Linked DNA regions of Homo sapiens: region 1 is linked to region 2. The links are chromatin contacts, found by Hi-C in ENCODE. All regions are on one chromosome and are shown on one strand. The core of a region is the stretch at or near the end of the contact, and the rest is flanking DNA. Distances in the headings are between cores, read along the strand shown.

The links. Hi-C counts contacts between places; a loop is a spot of excess contacts on that map. Pooled maps may share reads with other maps.
Region 1: a map of CD8-positive, alpha-beta T cell shows a loop between it and region 2 (24-fold over the local background). The contact joins the promoter of SYNGR4 here to the promoter of OPA3 in region 2. A Hi-C loop is called at or near these places in 2 of 168 maps with a recorded cell type or tissue (CD8-positive, alpha-beta T cell and naive thymus-derived CD4-positive, alpha-beta T cell) and 6 of 50 pooled maps.

What each region holds. Positions count from the first base shown.
Region 1 is chr19:48,359,997-48,365,929 of GRCh38, reverse strand. It overlaps SYNGR4 (synaptogyrin 4), which reads right to left and starts at 1,563. Exons shown (of 5, transcript NM_012451.4): 1 at 1,393-1,563; 2 at 1-194. The coding sequence starts at 87. TMEM143 (transmembrane protein 143) reads left to right here and starts at 1,990. Exons shown (of 8, transcript NM_018273.4): 1 at 1,990-2,032; 2 at 2,399-2,639; 3 at 5,754-5,858. The coding sequence starts at 2,010. RefSeq lists enhancers at 1,269-1,418, 1,789-1,908, 2,389-2,438.
Region 2 is chr19:45,581,864-45,588,214 of GRCh38, reverse strand. It overlaps OPA3 (outer mitochondrial membrane lipid metabolism regulator OPA3), which reads left to right and starts at 3,413. Exons shown (of 2, transcript NM_025136.4): 1 at 3,413-3,592. The coding sequence starts at 3,451. RefSeq lists enhancers at 3,354-3,533, 4,369-5,304, 5,305-6,240.

The DNA of each region.
Region 1 (5,933 bases), core at 314-2,813, 2.8 Mb before region 2:
GAAGACCCGCGTGATGGTCTTGGGCCTTCTCAGAAACTGCACGGCTTCGCTGTTGGCCAGCTCCTGGAGGCTTTTGGGGATGTGCATGGCAGCTGTTTTCCTTTGGGGCCACTGGGAGGTGGGAGCCAGGGTGCTGGGCGCTGCCTGCTGGGCACTGCCGTCCGGGGGCTTCAGGCCAGCCCTGGGCTTGGCTGCTGTGGGATGACACAGATGGGGGATGCCAGTCAGGGGCACGGGGTGGAAGGGCTGTTGGGGGCCCCAGGATTGGGGGACATGGGGTGGGGATGGGGGGGGTCCCCGGAATGGAGTTGTGTGGGGTGAGGGGACTGCTGAGCCTCTTAGGAGTCAGGGTGTGGGGTGAATGGGCTGTCAGGGGCCCCAGAAGTCGGGGACGTAGGATGGGGGTGCAGGTGGGTCCCAGGGAATGAGGTTGTGTGTGCTGAGGGGGCTTCTGTGGGCCCCAGGAGTGGGGGGCATAGGATGGGGGTGCTGGGGGTCCCAGGAATGGGGTTGTGTGGTGAGGGGGCTACTAGGGGTCCCAGAAGTGGGAGGCATAGGATGGGGGTTCTGGGGGGTCCCAGGAAAGGTGTTGTGTGGAGAGGGCTGCTAGGGGTCCCTGAAGTGGGGGACATAGGATGCGGGTGCTGGGGGTTCCCAGGAATGGGGTTGTGTGTGGTGAGGGAGCTTTCTGGGGGTCCCAGGAGAGGGGGGCATAGGATGGGGATACTAGGGGTCCCAGGCAAGGTGTCGTGTGGGGAGGGCTGCCAGGGGTCACAGAGGTGGAGGTGCAGGATGAGAGAGTCGCTAAGGGTCCCCTGGGTTGAGGTGTGGGTTAAGGGGGTCTATGGAGGATTCCAGAGAGGTGAGGGCCTGGGGTGAGGGTGATTCTGGGGGTCCCAGGAGTGGGGGACATAAGTGAAGGGGCTGCTTCAGGTTCCAGAAGTCAGGAATGTGGGCTGAGGGGGTTGTTGGGCGAGAGGGCTGTCAGGGATCCCAGAGGTGGAGTGCAGGGGAGGGCTGGGATATTTGGGGACCACGTCTTGTGACCCAGGAGCTGAAGGGCCTGCAGAGGGACTGGGTCCTTCTGTGAGAGGACACAGGTGGGACTTTCTGGGGACTAGGGGGTGCGGCCATTGAGATCAGAGCCCCTGGGAGGTCTGAAACCGAATAATCCCTTTCAGGTTTGGGGGTGACAGCACCCTTCGTGGAGAACCCAGGTATCTCAGGGCATATTTCAGGCTGTCCTTGTCACTTGGGGCCATTTCCCAGAATAAGGGCCTCCCTTTCGAATTCAGCTCCATTTTCACGGAAGTGCACCTCCTCAAGCTGGGAGTCGGGACCTCGGATTTGTGGGGAACCTCAGAATGAGGCCACGCCCCGGCACTGGGCTACCTTCTTAGAATCGCGGTCTCCCCTTTAAGGACCTGGAATGGCAGTGCTGAGGTTTGGGGGTGACGGCACCTGAGAAGGGGCCGCCCCTTCTCTGGAGGGCCAATCTGCGTCACCTGAGGGCCCGCCCTTCCTTTCGCCACCCCCACCCCTCCTGGTCCCTAGCGCCACCTCAGCCTTCTTTTGGTTCCGCTTTTTCCCGCCTTTTCGCTCCTCCACAGCTGATTGGCTGCGCCCAAGTCCCGCCCCCTCCCTCTTTCCGCCTACTCAGGAGCTGACACGAGCCGGGGCGTGGCCTCGGCGAACGTTGGACTGCGCGCCGTTGGCGGACTGCGCGCGGGAGCCCTACCCCGCCCCATCCCTCTAGGGAGTCTCGCGTCCACACCGCCCCTTCCCTTTGTAGCAAGCTGACAAGGAGACACTCCTGCGGCGCATGCGTCGCGCCCAAACGAGGCCGGCGGTGGAGAAAGGCAGGCAACGCATGCGTAGTTGATGTAGGGAGTCGGCGGTGAGAAATGGACAGCCCGCATTGACCGAAGCTTTGCGCATGCGTTTTACTGCTGGGTGAAGCCGAACCTCGGGAGCCCAGGACGCCCTCCTGCACATGCGCAGGAGGCTCAATGACAGTCGAGCTTTGGCTAAGGTGAGGGAGAAATCGGGGGATTGCATGGCCAGGGAGGGCGGCCCTGCACCCCCTAGGTAACCTTTACGAGCATTTCCTGCTCTCCTAAGATCTACCTCGCTGTCTAGACCCCAAAGAAACGTTGTACCACTACAGGGTCTCTGGGCCTGAAAAACGCCCCAGAACCTAAGACCTCTGACCCCTGTCTGGGACCCAGGCCAACTGAGCAGTGTGGGAAGGGGACAGGCAACAGGGGCTTTGAGGCGAGCGGATGGGCTCTGCGCCCTGCCTGGGGTAGAGACGGCTTCTGGAGGGTGGGACGTGGAGGTGGAGAGGGCGCTTTTCCTCTAGATGGCCTTTGACCCCTGCCCATTTTCCTCTGTTTAGGCTCCGGGGAAAGGGTCTAGCCATGCTGCATGTGACCCGGGGGGTCTGGGGGTCCAGGGTCCGAGTATGGCCACTGTTGCCCGCGCTCCTCGGGCCCCCCCGGGCCCTCTCATCGCTGGCAGCCAAAATGGGGGAGTATCGCAAGATGTGGAACCCCAGGGAGCCCCGCGACTGGGCCCAGCAGTACCGCGAGCGCTTCATTCCCTTCTCCAAGGAGCAGCTGCTCCGCCTCCTAATACAGGTACCGCCTGTCCCAGGCCCAAGAGCCTGGGGACTACGGCTCCCAGCAGGCTTCGCGGCGGCAGGGCCCTAGTTGCTGCAGAGAGCTGCCCTGGCGCCTCCTGGGAGTTGTAGTTCCCGGGTCCCTTCGTGTTTCCCTAGTGGGCGGGAGATGAGCTGGAATGCAGGAGCCAGGTCTCCGAGATGCAGACGCAGCATCCATTCCCAACTCTGGCTTGTTCTGAGGGCTTGAACAGGCACTCTCTGGGGCATGGTTTTTCCCTCTTTAAGATGGGTATAGTAATCATCCTCATCATTACTATTTCTACTACCTGATAATAATTGTACCTATAAAGTCACAACGCTGTAATCATAATTATTATCACACAATTTGAGCTCTGACTCCATGGCACTGTGCCAGACATTTTTCATGTATTGTTGAATCATCAGTAAGAGAGATACCACCATCATCCCCATTTTACAGATGAGATAATGGAAGCATAGGGAAGGAAAGTGACTTACCCAAGGCCACAACATAGTGGCTTAGATTTGAACCAAAGTGGTCTGACTCCAGAGCTGGCCCAGGACTAGGGTTAGGCAAGTAGGGCACTCGCTTGACCCTAAGAGTGAGTGCCCCGTTAAATTTTGCACCCTTGGGTGCCATATTCACCTCATCCTAGTCTTGGTCTCACTCTAGAACCTGAGGTCTTATTGCCACCATCATCATCATTGTCATTATTGAGGATTTTGAGGATTATTATTCATTTATTTTTCTTTATTTATTTTTGTGAGACAGGGTCTCACTCTGTTGCCCAGACTGGAGTGCAGTGGCACAATCTCAGCTCACTGCAACCTCTGCCTCCTAGACTCAAGTGATCCTCCTTCCTCAGCCCCCGAGAGGCTGGGACTCTTGCCTGGCTAATTTTTGTATTTTTAGTAGAGACAGGGTATTGCCATGTTGGCCAGGCTGGTCTCGAACTCCTGGCCTCAAGTGATCTGCCCATCTTGGCTTCCCAAAGTGCTGAGATTACAGGTATGAGCCACCACACCTCACCATCATTCATTAATTTAACATTTATTTACTGAACACCTACTGTATGTACTCAATTCTGTGCTGGACTTGATACACACACAAATACACACACACAAATACACACAAGTATATGCATACAAGTACACACACAAATACACAAATATGTGTACACAAATACACAAATATACACATACAAATGCACACACACAAATACACGCACACACAAATATATGCACACAAAAGTACACAAATATACACACATAAATATACAAATATATGCACATATATGTAAACACATGTGTATATAGGACATGTGTAATCTCATCAAATTCTCACCGTAGCCCTCCAAGAAAGAGCGTGTAATCCTCTGTTGCCAGTGAGGAAACTGAGGCTCAGAGAAGTGAAGACAATTACCCAGGACATTGACATAGGAAACATAAAGAAGTGGTTCAAGGCCGGGCGCGGTGGCTCACGCCTGTAATCCCAGCACTTTGGGAGGCCGAGGCGGGCAGATCACGAGGTCAGGAGATTGAGACCATCCTGGCTAACACGATGAAACCGTCTCTACTAAAAATACAAAAAATTAGCCGGGCGAGGTGGCAGGCTCCTGTAGTCCCAGCTACTTGGGAGGTGAGGCAGGAGAATGGTGTGAACCCGGGAAGCGGAGCTTGCAGTGAGCCGAGATCGTGCCACTGCACTCCAGTCTGGGCAACAGAGCAAGACTCCATCTCAAAAAAAAAAAAAGAAGAAGAAGTGGTTCAAGGCCAGGCATGGTGGCTCACGCCAGTAATCCCAGCACTTTGGGAAGTCGATGCAGGTGGATCACCTGAGGTCATGAGTTTGAGACCAGCCTGGCCAACATGGTGAAACCCCGTCTCTATTAAAAGTACAAAAATTAGCTAGGCGTGGTGGCAGGCGCCTATAATCCCAGTTACTTAGAAGGCTGAGGCAGAATTGCTTGAACCGTGGAGGAAGAGGTCGCAGTGAGCTGAGATCATGGCCGCTGCACTCCAGCCTTGGCAACAGAGTGAGACTCCTTCTCAAAAAAAAAAAAAAAGGAAATGGTTCAATGTGTACCCTGGAGTCAGACAGGCCTAGATAGCAGTCATTTCCCACAGACACTGCAGCCCTTACCAAATGACTTTTCCAGAGCCTCAGTTTCTCCCACTGACAAATGGGAGTTATAATTCCATCAACCTTGGGGGTATGGTGGCTCAGCCTCCCAGCACTTTGGGAGGCTGAGGTGGGAGGATTGCTGGAGCACAGGAGTTCAGACCAGCCTGGGCAATATAGTGAGACTCCACCTTTACAAAAAATTGAAAAAAATTCGCCAGGCATGGTGGTGGGCACCTGTAGTCTTAGCTACTCAGGAGGCTGAGGTGGGAGGATCGCTTCATCCCAGGAGGTTGAAGATGCAGTGAGCTGAGATTGCACAACTGAGCTCCAGCCTGGGTGACAGAACGAGACTCTGTCTCAACATAATAATAATAATAATTCCATCTACTTCTGGAGGATGATATTACACTGTCAAACCGTTCCTGGAATTGTGTGTGTGTGTATTGGCTAGGAAATGTCAAAGCAAAAACTTGAACCTCCAGCTTTTTAAGCCCAGTATAGTTTTTCACTATATTTGGCTGCCTCAGTTTCAGTAAAATTGGTCAGCCCCCACCCAACCAAAACAAAACTTTTTTTTTTTTTTTTTTTGAGACAGAGTCTTGATGTTGTCTAGTCTGGAGGGCAGTGGCACGATCTCGACTCACTGCAGCCTCCGCCTCCCTGGTTCAAGCAATTCTCCAGCTTCAGCCTCCTGAGTAGCTGGGACTACAGGTGCATGCCATCACGCCCGGCTAATTTTTGTATTTTTAGTAGAGACAGGATTTCACCATGTTGGCCACGCTGGTCTTGAACTCCTGACTTCAAGTGATCCACTGCCTCGGCCTCCCAAAGTGCTGGGATTACAGGTGCGAGACACTGCGCCCAGCCCCAGAACAAAACTTCAAAGTCCAGAGCTCTGATTGTGTAGTTAGGCAGCCAGGGAAAGAATTCTTTCCCTCGGGGAAGGGGAAAAGGCCTACAGAGAAGTTTTGCTTCCTGAGGTAACAGGAATTCCACTCGAGTCCGGCAGAGAAGGCGGCTTTGGAGGCGTTCTCGGCCCACGTGGACTTCTGCACCCTGTTCCACTACCACCAAATCCTGGCCCGGCTGCAGGTGAGGACGGGGCCCTTCCAGCCCTGTGGTGCTTGTTCGAGCATCCGCTCATTTAGCAAACATTCCCTGACACCT
Region 2 (6,351 bases), core at 2,164-4,663:
GGGGCCAGAGGGATTATGAAACACGAGTACCTCACTCATTCCAGGAAAAGGGTGACTAGGGGCTGTGAGCAGAAAAAACTTCCAGGAAGGATCCCAGGCCCTAGTCTAGGGCGGTCACCAGAGAGGCCAGGCAACCAGTCCAAGGTCCCATGGCTGGTGAGTCAGCGCTGGAGCCATCTTGGGTTCCCTCTCCCCTCCCCATCTCTGCTTGTGTTCCCATGCCCCAGGATGGCCAAGGCTGCCCTCCCTCCCCTGGTCTCAGGGGTCACCAGGAATGGCCACTGTTCCATGACCAGGCTGGAGAGCAGGAAGAAGCACCCAGCTCTGAAAAGGCCTCACCCTTCAGAGAAGGTCTCCTCTCCTCTTCCTCCTTACGGGTGTGTAAACAGACTCCTGAGGTGTGAAGATTCACTCACAACCCTCCTACCACCCCGCTCCCCCGGGCCCTCCTCTCCCTTCACAAAGGTTCCCAGAAGACTTTCCCGGGAACCCTTCTCAGAGAAAGGAAGAAGGAGGAGAGGAATAGGGGGAAAAATGCACTCAATGATTTTTCTGGGGTGGAGGGAGCACAGAGATGGCGGAAATCAGGGCTTTGGTGTTGGTGGGCTGGAGGGCTAGAGAAGAGAGGGAGGCCTGGGATCTGGGAGGCCTAGTAGTCTTCCCACCCCATCCCACTGCTGTAAAGCTATGGGAATGGAGGTGATGGGGCCAGAATTTTTCTTTTCTCTCTTTTTTTTTTTTTTGAGACTGAGTTTCGCTCTTGGTTGCCCAGGCTGGAGTGCAATGGCGCGATCTCGGCTCACCGCAACTTCCGCCTCCTGGGTTCAAGCAATTCTCCTGCCTCAGCCTCCCGAGTAGCTGGAATTACAGGCATGTGCCACCACGCTCTGCTAATTTTGTATTTTTAGTAGAGACGGGGTTTCTCCATGTTGGCCAGACTGGTCTCAAACTCCTGACCTCAGGTGATCCACCCGCCTCGGCCTCCCAAAGTGCTGGGATTACAGGCGTGAGCCACCGTGCCTGGCCAATTTTTTTTTTTTTTGAGATGGAGTCTCACTCTGTTGCCTAGGCTGGAGTGCAGTGGCGCCATCTCGGCTCACTGCAAGCTCCGCCTCCTGGGTTCACGCCATTCTCCTGCCTCAGCCTCCCGAGTAGCTGGGACTACAGGCGCCCGCCACCACGCCCGGTTAATTTTTTGTATTTTTTTAGTAGAGACGGGGTTTCACCGTGTTAGCCAGGATGGTCTCGATCTCCTGACCTCATGATCTGCCCACCTCAGCCTACCAAAGTGCTGGGCGTCAGCCACCACGCCCGGCCAATTTTTTTTGTTTTGTTTTGAAACAGAGCCTCGCTCTGTCACCCAGGCTGGAGTGCATTGGCACGATCTCGGCTCACTACAACCTCCGCCTCCCGAGATCAAGTGATTCTCCTGTCTCAGCCTCTGGAGTAGCTGGGATTACAGGTGTGCGCCACCACGCCCAGCGAATTTTTTGTATTTTTAGTAGAGATGGGGTTTCATCGTGTTGGCCAGGCTTGTCTCGAACTCCTGACCTCACATGATCCGCCTACCTGTGCCTCCCAAAGTGCTGGGATTACAGGCGTGAGCCACTGCGCCCGGCCTGGGGACAGAAATTTTATGTTTTTTGAGACAGGGTCTTGTTGTGTTGCCTAGGCTGGAGTGCAGTGGAGCTCATGGCTCACCACAGCTTCAACCTCCCAGGCTCAAACGATCTGTAAAATGGGAAGGGGGCTGGTCCCAAATGGATGATGGACCTTAGGTAGTCCCAAGTTTCTGCATACCTTCCGTGTGGAAGGGACCCTGGAAAAGGTTGTTTTTATGGAATCCTGGCATTCTTAGTAATTCAGAATATCAGGGTTCACACACACACCAGCACCATCAGTAAAGATGAGGAAACGCAGGTCCCTCAGTGCCAGGAGCTTGACAAAGGACACTCAGAGAGTCAGACTGGATACCAAAGAAGTCCAGAGCCCCCTGATTCTGTGTCCTGAATGTATGTTTCCTCCTACACACCACTCCTCTGTTCCTGTTTTCCTTTTTTTTTTTTTTTTTTTTTTGAGACGGAGTCTCGCTCTGTCGCCAAGACTGGAGTGCAGCGGCGTGATCTCGGCTCACTGCAACCTCTACCTCCCAGGTTCAAGCGATTCTCCTGCCTCAGCCTCCAGAGTACCTGGGATTACAGGTGCCCGCCACCATGCCCGGCTAAATTTTTTTTTTTTTTTAGTGGAGATGGGATTTCACGATGTTAGCCAGGTTGGTCTCAAACTCCTGACCTCAGGTGATCCACCCTCCTCAGCCTCCCAAAGTGCTGGGATTACAGGCGTGAGCCATGGCGGCCAGTCCTCTGTTCCTGTTTTCTTCTGTCCCTCTGCCTCCGAGAATCTCTCAATTACCCATCAGCACTCCATCATCCAGGAATTTCTCTCAACCCCTTCCTGACATTGTTTATATGATTTTACTCCCTGCTGGGTAAGAAAGGACAGTCTGGGACATGTCCTTAAATTTATTTCTGAACTAGCTCCCTGGGGAACCTACCTCCTAATGAAGGAAGTTGGGTTGCTTGAGAACGGGTATGGTTTTATTGGCCAAGATGCCAGGCTATCAACCTCTGCAGGAACCTTGTGCCACCCCCTGCCCTGCTCTGGGCCTCAGTTTCCTTGTCAGTTACTTGGGAAAGGGTTGGATTCGCTGCTTCTGGGGGTGAAATGCACCCTCAGGCTGGATTTAGCATTAATAATGCAATCATGACCTGTATAGTAAGAAGGGCTATTTACTGAGCGCTTAACTATATGAATGGCACCATTCTAACCACTTCCCATGGTCCACTGTTTTACACTCAAGATTAGCATAGAAGCCTCACAACAACCCAAAGAGGCAACTGCTATTAGGATTCCCATTTGGTAGACGGTAATACTGAAGTCCAGAGAGGTTATGCCACTCATCTAATATTACACAGCGAGGAAATGGCAGAGCTGGGATCCCAGCCAAAGTCTGTATGACCGCGCGGCTTCCTCTTAATCCCAATGAGAGCCCTAGCTTGCAGAGGAAGGTGTATTTGGGGCTCATAGGACTAATTAGGACTAATTAAGAGCCTCCTTTGGGTGGGGACGCCAACTCGGAACGTGACATCACGAAGGAGTACAGTGACGTTGGCCAAGGCGGGCGTGGGAATCCACACGCCTTCCAGCATCCGTTTAACGGCACCGCCCCCTGACCCGCCTCACTTCCGTGTATATTTGCATATTCAGCGAACGGACGTCGCTACGCCAGCGTCGACGGGGTGACGTCAGGATGCGCCTCTGAAGTTTCCCTCGAGCGTACGTACATACGTACTGACGCACGCATGGCCACGAGAGGGCGGGGGAGGAGTGAAGAGGTTGAGGCGCCCCGCCCAGTCAGCAAGGTTGCGCGTGCCCTGTGAGACCGCCAAGATGGTGGTGGGCGCGTTCCCTATGGCGAAGCTGCTATACTTGGGCATCCGGCAGGTCAGCAAGCCGCTTGCCAACCGTATTAAGGAGGCCGCCCGCCGAAGCGAGTTCTTCAAGACCTATATCTGCCTCCCGCCGGCTCAACGTGAGTCTGACCCGAATTCCCTCCAACCTTTTTCCTTTCTCCAACCCCTGTCAGGTGGTTGCTTAGGGGATGGACTTCTGTCTACGACCAATCACAGCCCGAACCGGCAAAGTCCAGTGGCCAATAGTGGGGGGTTTCTGATAGAGGGGCGTACGGGTGGCCCAGTAGTGAGGGCGGGGCGGGGCGTAAGGGGCGGGTCAAGGAGCCACCACGCGAGTAGGAAATGCCAGCCGATAAAGGAAGAGAGCGCTTGGAGACTGATGCCCTGTTAAACCAATAGTGTGAGAGATGGGAGAAATTTGGACGGGGCTTTCCAGGATAGAGGAGCTAGGGGAGGGGCTGAGGAGAAACCGGACGGGGTCCTTTGCCCGGCTGTCCTTGGGCAACTTCATTTCAAAAGCGGCACCGTGTGCCTCAGTTTCCCCACTGATCTAGGAGGTGCTTGTATATCCTCCGTTTAGGACGTCGACGTGCCTCAGTTTTACTGTAGTCAATAAGTCTGGATTAGGGGCATGGTTCGGGGGTGAAGTCTGGGTTCTGGAGACATGGCCTGGGAATCCGGAAAAGGACTTTGAGCCAGAGAGGACATTCATCTGTGTACTCATTAATGCGCTCATACGCCGTCCTTTCATTCGGTTGACAGACTATGCGGCCTTTTTGCTCAGCACTGGGAGATATACTCCTGATCCATCACTGTCAACCCAGAGTGGTCGGGAAAGTGGGAGCCCCGGAGCTCAGAGGAACTGGCTGACCCAGGGACCTGAGGCCAGCAGGGCTGCCTAGAGGGGGCCGCCCGAGCTCAGATCTAAAGGGCATAGTAAGGTCCGGCGCGGTGGCTCACACCTGTAATACCAGCACTTTGGGAGGCCGAGGCGGGCGGATCACATGAGGCCAGGAGTTCGAGACCAGCCTGGCCAACATAGTGAAACCCGGTCTGTACTAAAAATACAAAAATTAGCTGGGTGTGGTGGCGCACACCTGTAATCCCAGCTACTTGGGAGGCTGAGGCAGGGGAATCGCTTGAACCTGGTAGGTGGAGGCTGCAGTGAGCCTAGATTGTGCCATTGCACTCCAGCCTGGGCGACACAGCAAGACTGTCTCAAAAAATAATAAATAGAAATAAAGGGCTTAGTAAACACCCAAAATATAAACTACTTTAAAAAGGTGATCTTGCCGGGCGCGGTGGCTCACGCCTGTAATCCCAGCACTTTGGGAGGCCGAGGTGGGCAGATCACGAGGTCAGAAGATGGAGACCATCCTGGCTAACACGGTGAAACCCCATCTCTACTAAAAATACAAAAAAATTAGCCGGGCGTGGTGGCTGGGCGCCTGTGGTCCCAGCTACTCAGGAGGCTGAGGCAGGAGAATGGCGTGAACCCGGAAGGCGGAGCTTGCAGTGAGCCGAGATCGTAACACTGTACTCCAGCCTGGGTGACGGAGCAAGACTCCGTCTCCAAAAAAAAAAAAGGTGATCTGTGTTGTGCTACGTGGGACATAAAATAAGGGAATTTAGCATCATTGGCTGGGTCAGAGAACCACTGAAACCGCCTTTGCAAAATTATGACTGACACAGCGAAAGAGATCTAAGTTAACTTACTCCATCTTGCTTCTAACCTCCAAGCTATCCTTGTTCATTCCTGGGCAAAGGCTGAACTAACTTTGGGAGAGATTTAGTTTGTAGTTTATAGTTTAAACAAACATGGTAACAGCCCTTTCCCAAAGCAGACCTCCTTCTTGTCTGGCGACTGGATTGCCTTTGTAGGACTAACATTAGCCACAAGATTAGAAATTATGGTTTAGGAGTCATGCAGCTGGAGGGTACAAGATTCTGACCCTCCCTAAACTGCTCCTAAGATCAGTGCTTGAGATATTTCACAGACCCTGCACTTGATGGATCAGCTGGCCTTACCCAGATCAATAAACTGGCCCATCTGATCTTGTGGCCCCCCAACCCAGGAACTGACTGAGCGCAAGAAGACAGCTCCGACTCCCTGTGATTTCATCTCTGACCAATCAGCACTCCTGGCTCACTGGCTTCCCCTCACCCATCAAGTTATCCTTAAAAACTCTGCTCCACCGAGATCGCACCACTACACTCCAGCCTGGGCGACAGACCGAGACTCCGTCTCAAAACAAAAACAAAAAACAAAAAAACTCTGCTCCAGCTGGGCCCATTGGCTCGCATCTGTAATCCTAGCACTTTGGAAGGCTGAGGGGGGTGGAGCACCTGAGGTCAGGAGTTTGCAACCAGCCTGGCCAGCATGGTCAAACCCCGTCTCTACTAAAAATACAAAAGTTAGGCGGGCTTGGTGGCGGGCGCCTATAATCCCAGCTACTCGGGAGGCTGGAGCATGAGAATCGCTTGAACCCGGGGATGGAGGTTGCAGTGAGCCAAGATCGCGTCACTTCATTCCAGCCCAGGCGAAAGAGTGAAAATCCATCTCAAAAAAAAAAAATAAAATAAAATAAAAATAAAATCTCCCTGAATGCTCAGGGAGACTGATTTGAGTAATGGTAAGACTCCTGGCTGGGGCGCGGTGGCTCACGTCTGTAATTCCAGCACTTTGGGAGGCCGAGGTGGGTGGATCATGAGGTCAGGAGTTCGAGACCAGCCTGACCAACATGGTGAAAACCCGTGTCTACTGAAAATACAAAAATTAGCTGGGTGTGGTGGCGCACATCTGTAATCTCATCTACTCAGGAGGCTGAGGCAGGAGAATTGCTTGAACCTAGGAGGTAGAGGTTGCAGTGATCCGAGA